Linked DNA regions of Mus musculus: region 1 is linked to region 2. A link is a loop called in an ENCODE intact Hi-C map of the cell type or tissue named here. Cell type or tissue: left cerebral cortex. All regions are shown on one strand. Each heading gives the region's core, and the rest is flanking DNA. Links, peaks and the distances in the headings are about the cores only.

What was found. A loop is a pair of places that touch in the nucleus more often than their neighbours do. Peaks named below come from ENCODE experiments on the same cell type or tissue, not always from the same donor. Only the 100,000 strongest peaks of a DNase experiment are listed, where the experiment ranks them.
Region 1: a loop joins it to region 2, with 4 times the contacts of the local background. A loop is called at or near these places in 9 of 42 quality-filtered maps.

The regions. Positions count from the first base shown.
Region 1 is chr6:116,258,900-116,267,546 of GRCm38, reverse strand. Washc2 (WASH complex subunit 2`) reads right to left here. Exons shown (of 31, transcript NM_026585.3): 29 at 8,291-8,647; 30 at 6,879-7,056; 31 at 4,876-5,212. The coding sequence ends at 5,073. Zfand4 (zinc finger, AN1-type domain 4) reads right to left here and starts at 3,328. Exons shown (of 10, transcript NM_001309446.1): 1 at 3,235-3,328. In left cerebral cortex, for the core only: a CTCF peak has its summit at 330 (motif pointing right); DNase peaks (open chromatin) are centred at 1,090, 3,056 and 3,387; H3K4me3 peaks cover 1,283 bases; H3K27ac peaks cover 532 bases.
Region 2 is chr6:116,420,548-116,428,547 of GRCm38, reverse strand. Alox5 (arachidonate 5-lipoxygenase) reads left to right here. Exons shown (of 14, transcript NM_009662.2): 4 at 1,283-1,405; 5 at 4,305-4,411; 6 at 5,233-5,405. It overlaps Gm38880 (a long non-coding RNA gene), which reads right to left. Exons shown (of 5, transcript XR_869387.2): 2 at 7,829-8,000. Among named protein-coding and RNA genes, the nearest start is that of Gm38880, 11 kb to the right of the region's middle. In left cerebral cortex, for the core only: CTCF peaks have their summits at 68 (motif pointing left) and 4,674; a DNase peak (open chromatin) is centred at 4,669.

The DNA of each region.
Region 1 (8,647 bases), core at 306-8,305, 160 kb after region 2:
TTTAAGTGCTATATTATATTCTACTGTGTGTATGCATTAGTTTCATTTATCCATTATCCTGAGAAATATCTTACATTCCCCATTTTCTGACAATTATGAAGCAAAACTGTACACAGGTTATAAAGTTTAAAAAACTTATTTAGGCTAGATTTTAAAGCGAGTATTTTCAGCCTTTTGTGCACATGTGTATACATTGTGTGCATGTATATATTTGCATGTGGAGACCAGCAGTCAACATCAGATGGCCTCCTCTATCACTTTCCACTTTATATTCTCTTTTAAGATTTATTTAAGTGTATGATACCCTGTAGCTTTCTTCTACACCAGAAGAGGGCATCAGATCCTATTACAGATGGTTGTGAGCCACCATGTGGTTGTTAGGAATTGAACTCAGGACCTCTAGAAGAGCAGTCAGTGCTCTTAACCACTGAGTCAGAGCTCCAGCCCCATTTTATATTCTTAAGGTGTCACTGATCTGCTCATCCACTCAGCTTGACTGGCAAGGCGAGGGCTCCTCCTGCCAACCCTCAGAGGACAGGTGCACACTGCTGTGCCTAGCTTTTTCCGGTAAGTGCTGGGGATCCAAGCTAGGCTCTTCATGCTTGTGTAGTTAACACTTTACCTTCAACAGCTGAGCCAAACCCACAGCCCCATTGTGCTTGTTTCTCTTTTAAAGAAACTGCCACACAATATGCCAAGGTAGTGAAACCACCAGTGACTCAGGAGTTCCTGTTACCCCAGGCCATCACAGGGTTTTGCACTGTCAGTCTTCCGGGTTTTGGCTTCAAGGGGCAGTTTCCTAATGACCTGGGATGTCAGCACAGCTATCCTTTGAAAATGTAAACTGATCCTATTATTTCTAGCTCAAGGCCCTATCATGGCTTCCACCATCTGTCCAACAATGTTCAAACTCCTTAGAAAGACTTCCCAGCATGCATATTTCATCTCCCAGCCATGCTCACTTACCCGCACTCCCCCAGCAATGCCTGCGCTCCTTGTACCTCTACTCATAGCTTACTCATAGTCTTAGAGCTCCCGCTTTGTCCTACTCAGGCCAACTCCTCCCAGGCTTCCTGAGAAGCTACCAATCGGCTTTCAAAGCTCAGCTCCGCGGAGAGGGGCACACTTCAAAGAGAATGCCTGCTTATAATGCAAAGCCTGCCTAGTAACCAGACACCTCTCCCCAGAGCCGCGGCTCCAATACCAAGGATCCCACAACATCTTTCATGCTTACTATCTTTTCCACCCATGATACCCATCAAAACTGGACTGTTTCTGTGTCTGTCACCCGTGCTGGTAAACTACAAGCGTTGTAAGGGAGGGACAATGTCTCTATCACTCACTTCAGCCGTCTGCACACATTAGCGTGCATTAAAGGTTGTTCAATGAAATTCAATTCAAAACAACTCCCTTTCTCCACTAATCCTTAGATTAGAGAAAATTAACAGTCAACTATATAGTCATAGAAATGGCACAGTGATTATACTGTGGAGGGATACTGGTTTCCTCTGGAGTCACATTCTGATTCACTACGCCAGAATTCTTATAAATCATGATGAACACGTATACACAGATACTTCTACTGTAGAGGGGAGTTTTCATAGTTCTAATATAAAACATTCTTAGGAAGCTTGAATTATGCAGATAGCTAACGCTCCTTTAAAAAAAAAAAAACGGCATCACAGGAAGAAACATTGTTGCTAAGAGCACAGTTGTTCTGAGTGGAGTTGCACAACATATGAACTAATGAGAAACAAACAACAGCAGCAACACAAGGACTGTGCTCCCAGTACTGTGGGTCAGAGCTGCAAGAGTACACTACGCAACAGTGGTACTGTTTGTATTTCACTACTCACTCTTACATCACTCATGGTAAATGTGAAGCCAGGTGATAGGGTATTTCCTAGCACATATTAGGCCCTGGGCTCAATCTGCAATTTCACAAAAACAAAACAAAACAACAGCATTATAAGAAGAAAAAGAAAAAAAAAACAGCATTATAGTGAAATACGCATAGGCAACATGTAATCCTTCAATGCACAGATCTGAAATGAGACTAACGTGCCTATAAGTAGAAGAAAATCAGCACAGCAGTAGGTGCATCATCAGTGGTACAAGAACTCCCAAATGAAGTTTGGTCCCAGTTAGTGGCATAATTTCCAATACACAAAAAGAACCGAGGGTGGTGACCATATCTGAAAGCAATTGTGTTGCATACTTTTTTGTTTGGTTGGTTGGTTGGGTTTTTGTTTTTGTTTTTTTCGAGACAGGGTTTCTCTGTATAGCCCTGGCTGTCCAGCCCTGGCTGTCCTGGAACTCACTTTGTAGACCAGGCTGGCCTCGAACTCAGAAATCCGCCTGCCTCTGCCTCCCGAGTGCTGGGATTAAAGGTGTGCGCCACCACGCCCGGCTGTGTCATACTTCTCAGCAAAGGAAATTAATGTAACAAGACAAAAGGTTGTGCTGGCCGGCTAAACCACAGCAGAATATTACATGGCCTAGTGGAAGCTCAAGTGGGCCAATGACCTAGCGTACTAAAACTGGGTCCATTGAGGCCTGCAAGCATCCTCAAAGTGGCCCGTGGTATGCATGAATGAGCACTGGAAAACCAATTGACAATAAAAACGTATAGTGATGTTTAATAATATAAGTAAATAAAACGATGATTAAATTGCTAATTTATCTTGAAAACTGTTAGAGAAAAATCAAAGTGAATTTCCAACATTTCTTTCATCTTTTGAAATGTCTAAAACCAACCAACAAAAGCGGCAATAACTGCACTCAAGGGGTAATTTCAGTACCTTGGCCTTTGCTTCCTTCTCGTCCACAGGAACTTAGTCACACGACGAGTTAGTTTTTAATTTTTCCCCCCAACATAAATATACCCACAATATGTTGCAGCCTTTTAAAAAGGTGACTCTTGTCCTTTTACAGATGTGTGAAAATCGAGCTACAGATTAGAACCACACTCTGGCCTAGGAGCGATGCACAAGTGCGGGGGTGCTGCCCTGGGGCCACAACCAGCAGGGACCACACTCAGACCCAAAGTCGGGTCAGCAGCACCCCGAGCCACGGGTACGACCAATTTGTCCGTGAGTCCGTAGGCAGAGAAGCACGGGTGTGACCAGGCTGCAGCTGAGGCGGGCGCACCGGGGCAGCGAAGACGCAGCAGGCCCTTCCACCACCCGCCCTCCCTCCGGGCCGCGCCGCGCCCCGCCCCGCCGCGCCCCTCACCCGCTCGCCCTCCGGTGGTCGCGTCCGCCCGCTCGCTCGCTCGCCTGCCCGCAGGCGGATAGGAGTTCGCGCGCCCGAGACGCCGGCCTACGCTGGCCCGCGAAGCTCCGGTCCCGCCCTTTGTGACACCGCTCACCAATCGCCGATCAGCGCTGCCGACGCCCTCCAATCAGCTCGCGAGGGGCGGGGCCTAGTCTTCCGCGGCTGGCGGTTGCTCGGACGCCGGGGTCGCACGGGCTTTCAGGAAGGGTTGTCGGTTAGAACTGGCCCGTATGTTGACTCTTTATAACTGGTTGCAGGACCCGTCTAGGGCAGGGTAGGAGACTGGAGACGGGGCACAGCGTCTGGGAAGAGCCGGCACCAGAGTGGCTGGGGCACTTCTAAGGTTCTTTGGGGATAGGAGGGTCTTTGGCATTTGTTATTTACTCATGGCCTAGGACACTTAAAAGGATGTCCATGCTAGTCACCCTTTTCTTGTACTCCACGTTCTCCTAACATTTCTGACTCAGTTGTGTCATCTGTAAAATGGGAACATTTCTATATGCCTTTTGCATTTGAGCAACTATTTGAAGATTATAGGTCAAACAGTCTCAACCTGAGCTCAGATCCCGTCCTACTTTTGCTGTGCACCGAGCTGAAGTGGGATATAAACTGACTGGCTTTCTGACTACACATGCCTTCCAACTAGGTTGGGCCCCTGCTGCTTCGGTTCCTTCATAGGAGGTTCAACTCAAGTGTTTTACCAGGAGGACTGCAGAGGACCATGAAAGCGCTCCCTCATAGTCAACTTGCAAAAGAACCCTGGCCCTGATCAGTCTTCTCCCACCCTCTCATTATCCTCCGAGACCTGAGCCACTAGTCTCCACAGTTTCAACTCCTCGGGACTGAGGTAGATGGTATGGTGAGGCCTTTTGTCAGCCTCTTGCTCTTAAACTCAGCCCATGACTGGGCTGATAACTTCCAACTCTATTGAGGCCAGAGCCATGATGGTAACATGAACAGAGCCTAGGAGGACAGTGCCTGCGCAGGACATCGTGATCACTCACAGCACTCACGTGCTCTAGCATCCAGTGGATGCGCTTAAATTTTATTTTTTTAGCTTAACATTTCATAACCTCATCAAACCATACATCACCAGTCATAACCTACCATTTTAAAGGGCAGACAAAAAGGTCTATTCTCAACAACAATCTTGCAATTTTAGTACTGAAACCATTTACAAAGGAGGAAACAAAAGCTATGAGAGGCAAATTTTTGCCTACAGATAAAAAATCCCATTTCCTGTCACTTCTGAATTCTGACTGGGGTAGCCAGATAATGTAGCCATGATGGAGGCTGTGTTCCAATAAAACTTTCTGCACATTATTAAGACAACAGAGGACCACAGTTCCCCTTACAAGATTGCAGACCCACTTTTTGGGAATTCAGTAGAAAGCTCTTCTCATGGGCTTAGAACCCATAAATGCATAACCTTTCACGTGCTAGACCATCACAGCACCCAGACCCACCGACAGAGCAAACCCTTCAGGTCTGGTGCCTGACCACTGCTCGATCTGCACTCCCTGCCCACACATGAAGCCACAAAGCAGTGTCTCCTGTTAGCATGAGCTTCCATGCACTCTTATTAAGTAAGAACAAACCTCTGTGAAGCGTTTATTTTTTATTTGTAATTTTAAGCATAATTAAAATCAATGCAGAAAAATATCAGCTACATTGGGTAAAGGAAGTGAGTGAGTATCTGCTTGTAAGCCCGTGAAGACAGCGTTAGGAGAGCACGTCACTACGTGAAAAACAGAATGGGAGGGTGAACTGTGAAGGCCCCGCATGCTGCGCATGCTCTACTGGCTTCCGAAGGCATTCAGGGGGTCATCAAAAATGCTGGCCACTTTGTGCTCAGATCTTTGTTCAGATGCTGCCTCTGCAGATTGGCTTTTGGGTTTGGATGCTTTAGCCTGGAGGCCAGAGGAGAAAATGTCATCTTTAAAAAGAAAAAAAGAAAGATGTTAAGACAGGCAAACAAGAAAATGGGAACTTGAGACACATGCACACAAACTGTAAAGCCCAATTCTAATAACACACTAAGACCACCAACATCGAAGTCAAACCTCTTAGATTCTGGGCCTGGCTCAGTTGGTGGCACCCAACTTTTGTAAGGACATATGAACGAACATCGGGTTCTTTCTGAACATAAGTTTCTAGCTACAGAAGTGTGTCTGCACTTGAAGTCAGAAACAGGAGGGTGGAGCGGTTCTCCACCTCAGCGAGGGCCTCACCACCTGGAACTGCTCTTTCTCTCTTTCTGCCTTCTTTTCACTCTGGATTTTAAGAAGAGTAAGAATGTACAAACAGAAATCCAATATAGGATGCGCTCAGAGCGCACATCTCAGTGGTAAGAATGGAGTCTGGTTCCACTCATATTAGTGCTTCAGACTCAGCTTAGCTATGCTCTGCTGCTTACCACGTAATTTTATCAGCAGGGTTCTACTGCATCAAATTCATCCTGTGTACGTAAAGACATAATGAAAGACCATGGCATTATCTATATCAAACTAGAGATCTAGATTGTCAATGTGCTAATGGCTAACACAAAGCAGTATTACTCAAAACACTGAAATCAAACACATTTAAACTGACTGGAAGTAGAAAAGGTGCACTTGCTTACTACTATTCCTATGTAAATCACAGTCTTAGAGGATGCACAGCAAACTTAACACTGGCTAGCTTTAAAGCTTTAATCCCTCCACTTAACAAAATGTTCTAAATCGTATGACTGCCACATAAGCATGTATTACAATTTAATAATGAAAGAAAGTCATGCCTGTAACCCCAGCTAAGATCAGGAGTGCACAGCACAGGCAGCCAGGGCCACAGCAAGATCATGTGTCAGAAAATGAACAAAGGAAATAAGCAGCCCAAGTCTCTTGTAACTCTGTGCTGTAAAGACAGACATGTGAGGACGGAGCCCAAAGTCTGCCAGGGAGACAGAGTCAGCGTGGCTCTGCAACTCAAAGCCCAGGCCTGGAGGGACAAAGAGAGGACGTGTGTATTTTGGGCTTCAGTCTGGGTTGACCAACACAGGATGTATCAGGAGGCAAACTTTATAGCTATCAGCATCTGGCTTGCTTGTTAGCTGAGGAGTGGGTACAGCGTGTTCAGATCAGCATCTGGCTTGCTTGTTAGCTGAGGAGTGGGTACAGCGTGTTCAGAAACACAGAGGAACCCAGGGAGCTGCCGAGTCTCACTTGTGACTTCGCGGCACAGCCCTGCTCTCTGTTACTGACCCTCCAGTCTCTTGGCTGCTGTCCCTCATTGTCCAGCTAGAATCCTGACTCAACCAGCTTCATGGCCTGCTGATAGCACATGGAAGAAGTTTCTGATAGACTCTCCTTTGAAAGTCATTGGTGTTGTCAGATGACAGCAGAAGTTAATTTCTTCTTCAGGTCAAGTGCTGAGCACCGTCTTAAACCTTGATACTCACTCAGCATAGCCTATGGCTGCCGCATGAAAATGACTAGTCCACCTACATATCATGTGCTTAGACTAACAGCAAGGAGAACCTACTGGGGAACAAAGTGCAGGAAAGGACCAACATGACTGACAGCAAACAGCCCCCAAGCAGTGGCGTGATCTAGATAAACACTCACCTGTGTCATCATCAAACATGGACTTGGCTGCAACTTTCTTTTTGGACTTTTCTTTGGGTTTTACAGTTAAGTCAGCGAAGATATCAATATTATCATCAAATAAGTTGGGCTCCAAAGTCCTCCCCTTCTCTCTCTTTTTTGGAAAAGGTTTAATTGCTTCCGTAGCAAATATATCATCCTAGTTAAGTCCAAAAACAGTTTATTCTTTGTTGTAAATAAACGCATTTTTAAAACTAAAGTAGTTCAATAATTTATAGAAATGCACTGTCAAGCACAGTCTCCCCTGAGGACTGCAAGACACTCCCCCAGGTCTCTGCAAAACTCACCCTCGCCATCTGCAAATGGCAGCTCTGCAGTGAGGTCCTGAGGGTGGCCTGGAGAGCAGCGTCCCACTGCACCCAGCCACTCTGCCCCACATAATGTTCGTCGTGACATTTCATGCCATCTGAGATCACCTTCACCACCTGCTGCTCAGTTTGGATCTCGGGCCTTGAGATGTCAGGACAGAACACATGCCCTGGCTATCCTGCTGCACGGCGACCACTGTGCTCATAGACACCTGCTGAACAACTACTACAGTTTACTGTCAAAACTCGGCTAGTCAGGGTCCCAACCAGCATCAGCGCTTAAACACACAGCTGTGCCGAGAGAGGTCATACATGTCACAGAATGACATGCCAACAAAGCTGACCACAGCACCATTCTACAAACTCTTTAAAACAGCAAACAAAAAATAATGAAAATCATGTACACATGCTATGCTAATGCTATGCTAATGCTATGCTAATGCTATGCTGGTGCTATGCTAATGCTATATGCTAGTGCTATGCTAATGCTATGCTATGCTATGCTATGCTATGCTATGCTATGCTAAATAAAAAGGCCCAGGGCTTATGCTGTGGTTCCGTACAGCATCTGCCTAACACGTACTGGGTTTTGAGCTCTATCCCCTGCACTACAATAACATTTTTAAAAATAATCCAACACTTATAACAGATTAAAGGCAGCAAGAACTACCCCTGGGGCTGGTGAGATGGCTCAGCAGGTAAGAGCACCCGACTGCTCTTCCAAAGGTCCAGAGTTCAAATGCCAGCAACCACATGGTGGCTCACAACCATCCGTAACGAGATCTGACTCCTTCTTCTGGAGTGTCTGAAGACAGCTACAGTGTACTTACATATAATAAATAATAAATAAATCTTTTTAAAAAATTTTTTAAAAAAGTAAAATAAAGAACTACCCCTGGATGAAACAAACCACTTCAAGTAAATTTTAGGGTTATTAACAAAGAGATCGAATTGTGGTTAATAAGTAGATAAGAGGCATGCACAAAACACACAACATAAACTATAGTTCAAAAAGCCAATCAGCTATTTTCCTTAAAGGCCCAAACATGAAATAATTTGTGTTACCTCAAAGATGTCATGAGTTTTTGACACACTGTCTTGATGGCTGTCAGGTTTCCTCTCATTCTTTTTGCCTCTCGGATCTGCAAAGAGATCCTCCTCATCTTCAAGGAGAGGGAAAGGGTTTCTGTTCTTCGCTGCTCTCGGCTTGACAGACTGGAAAAGATCCTCGGTGCTGCTGCCCTCACTGAGATCAGGAAATGCCAGGCTCTTCTCCTTACGCCCTCCTGACGAGTGGGACGGGGGCTCCCCGGCCATGACGCCTGCTCCCTCCACGGACTGTGATCCTCTGCTCTTGGGAAAGATGTCCCCTGAATCAAACAGGTCAGCCTCGTTTCCAGTCTGAGGCCGAGACTTTACAAA
Region 2 (8,000 bases), core at 1-8,000:
TTGACCTGAAAAAGCCATAAAGGCCTGGAGAGTATTTCTCCCACCAGTAGGGCAGAAGGGCCCCCTGCTGGTGGACTGGCCAACAAATCGAAAGCCTGCTCAGGATATTTACCCTGAGACAAGGACCTATCAATCAGCCCTCTACTCTTTGTTCAAACTGATGAACCTTAAACTGGGGGAAGCACGTTCCTCAAAGACCCAGAAACCCCCAATTATGGAGGAGAGACTTGATTTCCGACAATGCTCTTGGACCTATAATATTTCAAACTCCACAAACTCATCAAAGTTTCAATCAGTCCATCAGTCCCATTTGTACACTCAGTTTCTTTCCAGGGATGTTCATTTCTAAGAGGGTCCCTGGGCTAGCCAGACACCAAGGAGAAGACGAGGAGTCTGCACCAGTGGGAGCACAAGGTCATGTTAAAGTGCTGAAGACTTCTTGATGCCCAAAACCTGCATCCCTAAAGGGAGCTTTAATGGCAAGGAAAATCGGGAATATCCATGAAAACTGAGCTCAGGGTGAATATTTCAGTGTTTAAGCAAAACTGATTTATTTTCTCTGTCCCAAATGAATGAACATGATTTTGTTTTCATTAGTTTGTTCTCAGAGAATGTTCAGTAAGTGTTCAATGCATGAAGGCTGTAAGAATTTAAACGTGCTCACTGGAGTTGGTGTCTGCTTCTCTCCAGAGGGAACAACTTTGGTTGTGGCTACCTCTAACCGGGCTGGAGGCCAGATGTTATAGGGGCATTCCCTCAGTGGTCTGCACCCAATGTTCTTTCTCACTTCCTTTAATGCCCTCTGATTCCACCGTGAAAACTATCTCCTTCCCCAACCACCACACACAGAATCAGGATGTGCATTGACCAAGCTGGCAGGACATTTGACACTGGCTGAGTGTGGCATAGGAGCCTTAAGCCCTCTTCCTTTGACTGTCTAGACAGACCCCTCTTGGGGGCTGGGGCTGTTCAAAGTCACCTGTATTAAGTGAGGTCTCTAGGATCTCCCTCGCTCCTTTCTATTCATGAGTGCACATCTGTTCCACTCACTAACTCTTTGGTATAAGCCAGTCTCATAGCTCTACTGTTGTGATCATGCCATGGCACAAATGTTTGCCATTCAGCATTGGAAAGATTCCTGGCACTTCCACTTATAGTGCATTGAGCTTATAATGGGAAATAGACCACCATATACAACTTTGTCTGCAACATGGCAGCCTCAGCTCAGGGGATAGCCAAAAGGGCCACCTCTAACATAGTGTTTTCACTTTTCTCATGCTAGATGGATGGAGTGGAACCCCGGCTTCCCTTTGAGTATTGATGCCAAATGCCACAAGGATCTGCCCCGAGATATCCAGTTTGATAGTGAAAAAGGAGTGGACTTTGTTCTGAACTACTCAAAAGCGTAAGTTTTAAGAACTTCAGGGTATGAGTGGCTCATCTGATAGCTGGGGATGGGAGAGTGTTAGGACTTCAGGACCACAAAGAAAGAGCACACCATTCCACCTCAAGTGTCTGGACCAGGAAAGCTGTACTCTTGATCAGAAGGGCAGCCATACACCAAGACAGACATTGTATTTGCTTATTCTAACTCAGGTAGTGTCTGTATTCTCCCCATTGACTGGGATCCAATTCACGGCCTTAATGAGCCAACCTGAACAGAATTGGTACACAAGAAATGAAGGAAGGGGAAAAGGGTCACTGATCCAGGTCATCAAATGCCTAGAATACAGCAATGGACCTTGGTGTAAATAAAGATTTCGTTGGGGAAGGGGAAATTAAAGCATTTCCATAGAAGTCCAAGGTTATTTGGGGAGGGATGGTAAAATGAGTTTAATTCCTTGTCCTGAAGGCAAGTTGTAGAGCATCTGATAGAAAAGACTCGTATTTGTTCTTTCTTATAGTAGGAAAGGCCTTTTTTATAGGACTTGGGCTGGGGGAGCAGTTCAGCTGAACACCATTCCCCATGCGTTTGCTCTACCCAGGCCAGGAGGTAGTCTCTCATCGAACAGTTGCAAGATGACTTATATCTAAACAGCCTTGACCCAAAAGTCTTCTAGCACCTACAGCCCCGTGCTTTCAGCTAAAAGCAGAGGCTGTTCTTACTTACAACACTCCATCTCCACTTCCAGTTCACTCCTGTGGCCAGTCCATCAGAAGATGGAGTCCAGACTGATGCCAAGAGGCAGGTTCCACAGTAACAGTGACTCAGATGACACTGTTGGTCCCATGACTTAGATTCTTGTTCATTTGTCTTAAGGACCCCATGAAGTAGGCATATGTGTTTATCACTGTTCTGGTGCTGTGAAGAGACACTAAGACCAAAGCAATTCTTATAAAAGAAAGCATTTAAGTGGGAGCTTGCTCACAGTTCCAGAGGTTAAGTTCATTATCATCCTGGTGGGGAGCACGGTGGCACACACGATGCTGGAGAAGTAGCTCAGAACTTTACATGCTGAACCACAGGCAGACACAGAGAAAGACCTGGATCAGGTGTAGGCTTTTGAAACCTCAAAGCCCAACCCCAGTTTCCTCCAACAAGGACACATCTATTCCAACAAGGCAACATCTCCTAATCCTTTTAATCCTTTCAAATAGGCCCATTCCCTGATGACTAAGCATTCAAATATAGGAGCCTATGGGGGCCATCCAAGCACCATAGGACATATTGTCCTCTCTGCAGTTGAGGAACCGAGAAGGAATAAGAAGGTTGAGGACCTTGCCTAAAGTCCTTTGCTAATAAACAACAGAGACACTCAACTCTGGGTTACATGTCTGCACTAGAGTTGCTGCAGGATGCCAGCACAACCATGGATACTCTGTCAAAGAGTAGACTCTTTCAGCACCAGACCAAGGTTAGCAAGGACACCTTTGATGTTATACTTTGACTCTTAGAGAACTTTTATACTCATACAAACCTAGAAAACCCTAAACTCTTGAAGCCCAACTGAGCCTTATACTCCCCCAGGAACTTTTAGCACTTCCCAGCACACAGCACATCCACAGACAAGTCTCAGAGAGAAGGACTTGGCTACCTACACACCCAACAGGCAGCCAGGGCTGAGGACCACAAATCAGTCTGCTCCATCTGGGTGTTTTCACAGCTATTGTTGGTCATTTCTAGGTAAGGAAATCAAGAGTCCAGTGGGTTAAGATAAAGTAATTTACATATATATATTCCCATACATAAATAGATGATTTATATATAAACTAACTCTGGTGACCTGAATGAGAAATGACCCTGTAAGCTTGAGTATATGAACACTTAGTACCCAGTTGGTGCTGGCTTTAGAGGCATGAAGGATGCAAGAATGAAGGGATTGTGGAGTCTTCCCCCATGGTTTTAGAAAGCCACTAAGGCAAGGCACTGTGTGGTACGGATGTCCCTGTGTGAAGACCACAAGAGCAAGAGGCTCTGAGAGGCTATTGATCAAGCTATACAAGTGTGGCCTTGGCTGCAGTGGAGACACCAAGAGATTGGAGGTGTCAGAGCTGAGAGATACATACATAGGAGAGCTGCTCACATAGATTGGAATCAGCCAAAGAGAGAAATATATGTTGTAGTCAGCAAAGTTGGAAGGGAAGAGCCATTTAAGCCCTTTGACAATAGGCATAGGGCTAAAGGATTTGGAGTGTGCCCTGCTGGGTTTCAGTCTTGCTTTCATCCAGTATTTCCTCTCTATTCCTGCTTTCCTCTCTTGTGGAACGGTAATGTATATTCTTTGTGGAAGTATGTAGTTTTTTTTTTTAAATGGGGGTTATAATTAAGAGATTGCCTAGAGTCTCAGAAGAGACTTTAACACAGAACTGAGCTTGCAAGACTCTGGGGACATCTGCAGTTGGACTAAAAGATTTTGAATTATGATATGGCACAAACCTACAGGGAACCAGGAGTTGAGTGTGGTTTAAGTGAGAAATGTCTATAGAACTGGCGTAGGTAATATTTGGTGCTCTATTTGGGAAAGTTTAGGACGGGCAGCCTTGCTGCAGAAAGAATGAACTAGGGGCAGGTTTTTAAAGTTTAAAGTCTTGCCCCATTTATCATTTGTGCTCTGCAAAGGAATGAATGAACACATGCAGAGGTGGGATTCAGAGACATTCCAGAGGGCATAGGCCTGGTCTCTTACACAGCTGGGGTGCAGTAGGAAGAGCGTCTGCCACAGGATAAGTTCTATCCTGGTCCCACAAGGCCAGCACCTACCTCTTGGAACTGCCTGGGCTATGAGGAGGTTCCCAAGTATGAAGTAAAAACACTCTGCGATGGCATAGTGGGTGGGCAAGGTGACCTGTCCCCTGGTTTGCAGGATGGAGAACCTGTTCATCAACCGCTTCATGCACATGTTCCAGTCTTCCTGGCACGACTTTGCTGACTTTGAGAAAATCTTCGTCAAAATCAGCAACACTATATCTGGTAAGAGGGTTCTGTGGACGGGAGAGTTTATTTTTCTGTCTGAGACTTGCAAACATCCAACCCATGCACCCCCTCGACATCATCTCACCAGAAGTGTCAAGGCCAATGGGACTTTTTCTTTACATACATAAATCATTTGTGGCTCTTCTGCTCAGACCCGAGGCAGGACTGGGCTACATCAACCTAGCATTGGAGGCTGAAATGATGGCTGAGCAATTCTGCTCTTGCAAAAGACTCAAGTGCAGTTTCAAACATCCACACTGGGTGGCTCACAACCACCACTAACTTCAGCTACAGGGCATCCAAAGTCTCTGGTCTCTGGAGACACATGTGCATGAGTGTGTGTGTGTGCTCACACACACACACACACACACACACACACACACACACACACACACTTAATAGTAGTAAAAACAAAATTTACAGCAATGGGGTCCTTAAGACCAAAGTTCATTTAGTTGGAGCCCTGGCACTGTCCTGGACAGTAATAGATGGAGAGTCATGACAGCCATCACTCTTCCAAGAGGCAGGAATGGTTAAAGATGCTGACCTCAGAACAAGGGATCAACATTCTCCCCTCTCTTTTCATGCTGGGCGGAAGGACCGGAAACCTTGAGAAGAGCAAGTGCCTGGAAATCTTACTGTTCACTAAGGCATAGCTCTAGGAAAACTAGCTCTATAGCCTGACTCAGCAATGAGTAGGGACACAGCAAGTAGGGACATGGCAAGTGAGAAGATCCCGATACCTACAAAGATTTGTCCTCCTGCAGGATCGTGGGATCCTGCCCAGCGGTCCTATCTAGAGGTCATTCTCTCCACAGAGCGAGTCAAGAACCACTGGCAGGAAGACCTCATGTTTGGCTACCAGTTCCTGAATGGCTGCAACCCAGTACTCATCAAGCGCTGCACAGCGTTGCCCCCGAAGCTCCCAGTGACCACAGAGATGGTGGAGTGCAGCCTAGAGCGGCAGCTCAGTTTAGAACAGGAAGTACAGGTAGGCCAGCTTGCTGAAGACCTAGTCTTTCCACAGTAGCCACTTCCTGCTGTCCAATGCTTGCTGGTCCCCAGACTTTTACTGGCTTGTCTGGTTGATTGATTGTGTGAAATCAGTAGTTTCTTCATTTTTCTGGCTGCAGCATCCAGGAGGATCTTGGGCACTGTGCAAGCCACATGCAGTCACAGGAGGGGCTGCATCTACACAATCCTCACATCTGCAAACACAGTGTCAGTGTTGTGTTCAATGTCCATATCAATAATTACTTGACATTCCCTGTGATAGGTGTGTTCTACACATAGTCACCCAACTGTCATCTGCTTTGCAAAGGTGAGGAAACTAGAGAAAGAAGTAGACTTTGTGTAGGTAGAACTTACTGCTAATTAGAAACATAGGCACTACCTGTCCCTCACACACTTTCCCAAGCCAGTCTTTCCTGACTTTCACTTGCAGGCTCAAGCCCTCATCCCCAGTTCCAAGGCTGATCTTGTCTTGAGTCGGATAGAGTTTAAACCAAATCGGCTTGCATCTGATGGAATCTTCCAGGCATTACCGTGCTAGATTTTATTTTGCTTGCTGAGAGTCCCAACAACCCTCAGCATACTCCCATCTCCCCATTGCAGCTAGCACCACTGGGCCTCCATCTCCAGCTGTTCATGTAACCTCCATTGCCTCTGTTCACCCTGTCTAGGTACCCAGCCCACATGGAGACTCCAAACACATACCATTCAGGCCTAACTTCCTGCCTACATGACTTTGGGGGTTACTTAACCAACTGAAGTTGGGGTCCTGATCCACATGGAAAGTCCTTCCCCACTCATCAGGACCTTCATGGGATCTGACATATTTCTAGGCATGCAGACAGCCAGCAACAACAACTCCTTACACCCACCCCATGCACAGAAATAAGCATGTCTTAGAACTAAGAGGGACCTAAACCTCTGCAATTGCCCCTAGCTACCCAGAAGTAGGACCTTGCCTGTTCTCCAAGACAAGCCCCCTACCAACTCCAGGGGAGGTGGCTTATGGGTTATCTTCACTTTGAGCTGACCCATCAAACACATGATAGTGATGATGTTCTGCTGTGGTTTAGATCATGAGGCAATAATCTAACAATCTAACAGCCACTCCTGATTAGACTCAGACTGACTACCTTGTCTCTTATACTGTCACCAACTAACACACCAGAACAGTTCACAGGGCCCTCCATCATTCTTGACACCTTTCTTTGACAGCCTCAGTGACATGTTAAACACCAAGCCCACGAGTTGCTTTGTTTACAGTATTGAGAAGTGGCCCCAGAGCCTCACATGTCTTAGAAAGCCCTCTTCCACTGAGCTATATTACCAACCCCTAAATATTTTTTAAAAATATTTTCCAGTGAAATTTGGTTTTGGAACATGATTGGAAGAACCTTTCAAGGACCCTTTTCCCCCCATATATGCAGAGAGTAGCCCCCCCCCCCCATCTCTTCCTTTCCAGGAGAACCCTGTCCTGGATGACAATGGCTAGTTTGCCCAGTGTTGAACTTGATCTAAATGAAGTCCTCCAGCTGCATCTGCATGTCTGACTTCTCCTCTCTCACTCTCAGAGTGGTCTTTCCGCTTCTTTCCTGAGCATTAAGCAGCTTTCAGGCACAATGAACCTGAGTCAGTTGTGGCCAGTCTTTCATTTTAGCTTTGAAAATAATTAGAAAGCAGAAAATAAATATGTAAGCCAGCTTTGGAGCTGGAGAACCAGACCCATGCATTCTGAATTCCATTTGTACCCAAAGCTTTAGGGTAAAAGCCTGGGTTCCCGAGGCCCAGATAGACTAGGTTTGGCCACCCAGCCCCACACACAAACAAAAGAGATAGGTAGAAAGGGAAAAAACAGAGATTTAATCAATATGGACACACAGGGGGAAGAGATAATGAGGTCCAGTGACCCCCTAAATCCATCTTGGGGCACTGTCATGAGTTTTAAGTTTAAATAGAAGAAGTTCTGGCCTAGGGGACAAGATGTGGCTAAATAAGAAGTCCCAGTCTTTTTGACCTATTTTTTGATACTGCAAGTATCAAACAATAGCAAGTCTTCATTACTGATTGAACATACGGATCTAGTTTCCACAAGATTACTTCTGCCCCAGGCTCTGTAGTATTGCTATCCTGGTACAAGTGTGTGTGTGTGTGTGTGTGTGTATCTGTCTGTCTGTCCTGGTAGGTGTTACCTGTTTACCTGTTTCTGGGACACAAGACTGTGACATATTTTAAATTTTTGCAGCAAATATTTTGGTTCAAATAAACCTCTGAACCATGAAGGAGGAAGCTCAGAACTTCTGTTCTATATGATACATGAATGGATCACTGCAGAAACATTCCTGTGTTGAATGTAAATGTAAAATGTATTATGTTAATATACTGCAGGAGAGAATGAGGGCTTACCTTTGTACCCTTGGCCTTGAAGAGAGGAAAGTAGGTTAGACAGACTCTTCCAGTGACCAGCAGGCTGACTTGCAGAGTCTGCAGGGGTGTGACAAAGGCAGGAGTAGCAGGCTGTCGTCCTGCATTTAGTTACTACGTGGTCACATGAAGAATCGTCCACTCTTACTAAAAC